2 separate regions of the Homo sapiens genome follow, and region 1 is linked to region 2. Evidence: chromatin loops called from intact Hi-C (ENCODE). Cell type or tissue: mammary epithelial cell. All regions are shown on one strand. Each heading gives the region's core, and the rest is flanking DNA. Links, peaks and the distances in the headings are about the cores only.

The links. Hi-C counts contacts between places; a loop is a spot of excess contacts. Peaks named below come from ENCODE experiments on the same cell type or tissue, not always from the same donor. Only the 100,000 strongest peaks of a DNase experiment are listed, where the experiment ranks them.
Region 1: it touches region 2 in a loop (13-fold over the local background); 5 of 110 quality-filtered maps call a loop at or near these places.

The regions. Positions count from the first base shown.
Region 1 is chr4:144,610,290-144,613,112 of GRCh38, forward strand. No RefSeq gene overlaps it. Among named protein-coding and RNA genes, the nearest start is that of HHIP-AS1, 34 kb to the right of the region's middle. In mammary epithelial cell, for the core only: a CTCF peak has its summit at 1,760 (motif pointing right); no DNase peak of the experiment used is centred there.
Region 2 is chr4:144,753,555-144,756,377 of GRCh38, forward strand. LOC124900791 (a long non-coding RNA gene) reads right to left here. Exons shown (of 2, transcript XR_007058289.1): 1 at 1,603-2,823. Among named protein-coding and RNA genes, the nearest start is that of HHIP, 110 kb to the left of the region's middle. In mammary epithelial cell, for the core only: a CTCF peak has its summit at 1,453 (motif pointing left); no DNase peak of the experiment used is centred there.

The DNA of each region.
Region 1 (2,823 bases), core at 252-2,751, 140 kb before region 2:
GATACAATAAATAAAACACATGTGCTTTATTTCAACATATTTCTGAAATGAAGTAAGGCTTATGTTGTTATTGCTGTTGTTGTTTTCATAGAAAATTAGTGTTAAGAAGTATGAAGGGCCTAAAATTTTACCCTACTGAGATTTTACAAGTTAACTTGCTACAGTCGCCAGCAGAGGCCTGACACTCCTGAATCAAAAAGAAAGGAAAGTTTGTTACTCCTACGTATAGTGATAGCTGGAATATCAGCATTTTTTCTGCTTCCCTAAACCCCAGCTCCCACCAAGTCACTTGGCACTTGCACATAGAATGGGTTGTGTTACAGGAGAAAAGAGAACCCAAATATTTTATAATAGGCATTAAGTCTCCCTGACTTTTGCCCCAGAAGAAGATACCATTTTTATTCTACTAGAGAGTAAACAAACCCCCTCTTTGCTCCAAGGGAGACCCTATATTTTCCAAGGCTGTTCATTCTACAAACAACCTTTACAAGATTCCCTGGAATAAAGATAGTAAGTGCCTCTGTTCACCAGACCTGAAAAAAATGCAAGAGACTCATAGAGAAGAGTGGCACAATAATCAATAGAGAAAAAAGTATTCAGAATTACGCAAGCAATTTCAGTAACTGCTTATTGAGTAGCTACAAAGAATTGTTTATTGTTTGTTAACTTATTTTTTAATTTTTATATTTTTATTTGTTATTGTCTGCCATATTGAATCTTATATGTCTTTTTAAACTTGTAGTCTTAATATTTAGAGCTATTTTAAAACAGATCATTGTTGACATAGCATTTTTAAGATTGATTATTTAGGAAGAGATTATTTAGAAATATTTAGTATGACATTGACATGGTTTGCATCTATGTCCCCACCCAAATCTCATGTCAAATTGTAATCTCTAATGTTGGAGATGGGATCTAGTAGGAGGAGATTAGATCACAGGGGTGGTCTTTCATGAATGGTTTAGCACCCTCTCTTGGTACTGTTCTCATGATAGTAAGTGAGTTCTTGTGAGATCTGGTTGTTTAAAAGTGTGTATCACCTCCCCCCACTTCCTCCTGCTCCAGCCATGTAACACATGCCTGCTTCTCCTTTGCCTTCTGCCATGATTGTAAGTTTCCTGAGGCCTCCCCAGAACCAGAAGCCACCATGCTTCCTGTACAGCCTGCAGAACCATGACCCAATTAAACCTCATTATTTTATAAATTACCCAGTCTCAGATATTTCTATAAAGAAATACAGTAATCCTAACATGATTATGCACATTGTTATTTCTATGGAACTAACAGAATATTGTCCTTTAGAGACAGTGAACTGCAATATGACTCCCATAACAGTCACTATCAATGAAGGATGGGATTTAAGAAAAAAGAGACAAGGCCCCAACTAGGTGTTGGAAAGAAACCAATCTTATTAGGTAAGTGAACTGATTCTCAAAAAGACATAAAAAGTGATAGTCTCAAGACACTATTTGCATATCAAAAGGATTTTATAAATCCAAATAAGCTTCTAGTTATTGAAACTGTGGAGGGGAAATGTTTCTAAGGTAGAAACACCCACTACACAGTAGGTAAAGATTTGAAGGAGGATTTCCATTGCTCTGTGTTGCAAGCTTCTTCCATCCTAGTCCTCTCTCTGTGTTTACTTTGCCAGAATATTAGACAAACATGGCTGAAGCAGAAAAGCACAGTTGACAGTTTTTGTAGTGATCTCTCCATCTCACTCAAAGTATGACTGAAAAGCCTTGCACTAGCCTGCAGGGGGCTCCACAATCTGTAACCATCATCCCCTGGTTCTCTGACTTTCTTCCAGCCCAGCTCCCACATCTTTATTTCTTCTTGAACACACCAGGTACCTTCCTGCCTTAGATCCTTGGCACTGTTTTCACTTATGCCCAAAATGCTCTTCCACCCAGATACCTGCATGGATTACCCCTCATTTCTTCAAATCTCTGCTTTAGCATCACTTTCTCATGGAAACCTACTCTGATCTTCCTATTTAAGAATAACTACTCACATTCCCTCCCTCCCAAACTCTTGTTCCTCTTTACTTGCTATGTATATTTTTTCTTTTTCCATAGCAATTATCACCTTCTAATATGTCATATAGTTTATTAATGTTAATATAACTATTATTTGTTTTCTGTCTCCTCTCATTAAAATATAAGCCACATAAGGACAGGGATCTTTTTGTTCTCTTTTGTTCGTAGACATATTGCAATTATCTAGACTATGTCTATTATCCAGTGGGCACTCAAATTAATTGAATGATGACTAGATGAGTGCAGTTTCATTCATTATCCTCTTTGGATCCCCTGAAACATACAGGCCATGGGAACTCAAATGAATTAATTAACCTTTCTGGATAAAATGGGAGTAATTATTGAACCTGATTTACTGCTTGTTTCATAAATTAAACGGGCTTATGTATTTAAGGCACTTAGCACACTGCCTGGCAGAGAGTGAGAATGTACCATTAGCTACAAACATAAAAACAAGCAAATCTGAACCCCAATAGAGAAGAGTGCCAAATTCCATTCAGCACAAAACATTTCTAGATCTCTCTCCTAAGCTGTGAGAGCTCAGAGCCTTATAATTGAGAAAGATATATTTTACCAACTGTATTGCCATGTGAAAACTTACAGACCTGAAGTCTATAATGTTCCAACTTGTCACTTCTTGTTAGGAGAATTTCGTGTCATCTGCAAACATGATAATCTCATCACTCACTTTACTTTTCTTCCAGATAATTAAAACAAAAAATCTTAAACCGTCTCAGTGCTAATTCCTAGGATCTGATTTTCAGTACTTATCCTTACTGAAAAG
Region 2 (2,823 bases), core at 214-2,713:
AAAAGAAACTTTGAGCTTAGGGATCCCAAATCTTTTATAACAGAGAGTAGGCAAACCTACCTGACCTTTGCATTAGAGGGAGAAGCTATCACTGTCTTCCAAGGCTGGCTGTTATACAAGCATCCTTTAAAAGTTAGTTCAGAAGAAATGCATTCAAAACTTCTGCTTACAAGATGAGCAGAAACACAAAAGGTCCATTGAGAATTGTCTCCCAATAAGTACTTTACATATATTGATTCTCTGGACCTCCTCAACAACCACATGAGATAGGTACTCTTATGTCATTTTATAGATTAAGAAATGGGACACAAAGTTCCCACAGCTATTCAATGGTAGAGTGAGGATTTGAATCCAGCAATAGGGCTCTGGAGCAGCACTGTCCCACAGAAATATGTGAACTAGACATATCATTTTAAATTTTCTAGTAGCCACATTTTAAAAGCAAAAATAAACAAAACTAATTTCAACAATACATTTTGTGTAACTCAATGCACTGAGAATATTATTATTTCAACATGTAATCAATATCAAGACTAGTCATAAAATATGTTATGTTGTTATAGTGTCTTTGGAAGCCAGTGTGTATTCTACATTTATAGCACATCTCAATTCAGCCCAAAATTTTCATCAAAAATATTTGATCTGTTTAATAAAGTTTGCATAAAACTTAGAGCTGAAAAAGTAGATAAACATGCCCAAGTTGTTCCAAACACACTTAAAAGCTTTCTAATGACTGAATTATCACTTTTTAAGGTTAAACTAATTAAAATTAAACTACTTAAAAACTCATTTAAACATTGAGTTTTTCAGTCATAGTAGCCACATTCCTATTACTTAAAAGCCATATATGGCTAGTGGCTCCTGTATTAGACAGAAAACTCTAGAACGTGGGCACATAATCACTATGTTCTCACTTACAAAGAAAGTGCATTAAAAACATACAGAATTTTAATTTAATTTTTTGTTCTTCTATTTTGATTGTTCAATGAAGTCACAGTTGTTTACTTTAATCTGCCTGCCCTGATGGATTATTGCAGAAGTCAAGAGAAGCCAGAGCAGAATGGCTGTACTGTAGTTGAAATCCATTATCAGAGCACAGGCTCATAGCCAGACAGACCTGGTCTGATCCACACTCTGCCAAGTCTTGTCTTTTCTCAGCTGTGTGACCACAAACATATATCCTGAACTTCCTTAACTCTAATTTCTTTATCTTTAAAGTAGGACTATAAATAGCACATCTGAGGATAAAATAAGGTGATTCATGTAAAGGACCTGACATAGTGTTTGGCATATAATTTGTGCTAAATAAATGTCAATTGTTATTCGGCAGCTAGAGTAAATTTAACACAAAAGACCAAACACACATTTAAGAGTAGATAATTTTGAGATGCCCATTTGTTTTCCAAAGAAAGGGCTTGCTCATTGGCTACTCAGCCCAGTGTTACCCTCTAGTGCCAAAAACCTTGAACAGCAAGCATCACCAACCAAAACACCAGAACAGCAAATCTCTGAAAAGATGTGTCCATTGATTCAACCTCAGATGCTGTTAATTAGCACACCATTTTCTAAGGCCCATTCTCAAGTTTTAATGCTCTTTCTTACCAGTTATCTGAGGATCTTGTTAAGATCTTAGTGAGTCTTGTGACTCACTAAGAATGAAGTGGAGCCCGGTAGTCTGCATTTCTCATAAGGTCTCAGGTAATTCCAATGCTGCTGCTCCACAGATCCTCCCTGAGTAGCAAAAGTTTAGACAATTCTATTAATTACTCAAACTCTTTTGAAAGTAACCACCACCAAACTATTAGAATAAGGAATTGCAGGATTAAGCAAAATGTTGTCGTCTTTCTCCTATAGACATGTGCAAGAGGAAAAGCCCTAAATTTATACTAAAGCTGAAATATACCTGAAGTTTAAAGATTACTTCAGATTGCTTTCTTCCCAGGAAAGTGTCTCAGCAAGACAATAGTGGGGTGGATGGGTCAGTATGGCAATTCTTACATTCCTTTGAGCTCAGAATGTAATTCAGGATCATGTGCTAGACTGGAAATTCATGTTGAGTATAAGTTAATCTGTGTTCATAGTTTGAGGTTCGAGGAACTTTGGACTAGATAACAACATGGTGGCAAGGTACTAAACCAGCACTGGAAACTGAGTCAGAGCCTCAGTAGCTACTAATTAGTAGTTGTTCTAATGTCCCATAGTCAAGACTTTGGAAGAAATCATCATCTGTGTTTTATTTCATATTTGATAAAATGGATGAAAAGATAATCGACACGTTTCTGCAAACTTCAAATGAGATAATGTGGTGAAATTTCTTTGAAACTATTGTCCCATAGATACAGATACAATTCATTACAAGTCTAACAGAGCAAACTAGCCTCGTATCTTCTTGGCATAATGGACAATATTGATTGTTTCTGGTAAGAATAAAAGAGGAAGGGGAATTTGAAGTTTATTTAAATTTGTTCATCCATTTAAAAACGCTAATTAAGGCCACAATGACTTAATTGCTCCAAATTTCTAGGTATTTATGTTGCCTCCCACAATGAGACTGCCAAATTAATGATAATATTTATTTTTATGTTGTTTTCAAACATTTGTTTCTGATTATGACTTTAATATACAACAATGCAGTCATGCTTTGTTGGTAAGTTTGCCCATTATCTAGCTGAACTCACTATGCTACTGACTTTGATAAAAACAAAGTCCACAGAGTTTTTCAAATGCGTGCTGAACATCAAACACAGCAGTCATGTAGAAGGTCTATTGCACTTATCTCACAAAACATTATCATATACTAGACATGAACTCACGTTTTCACCT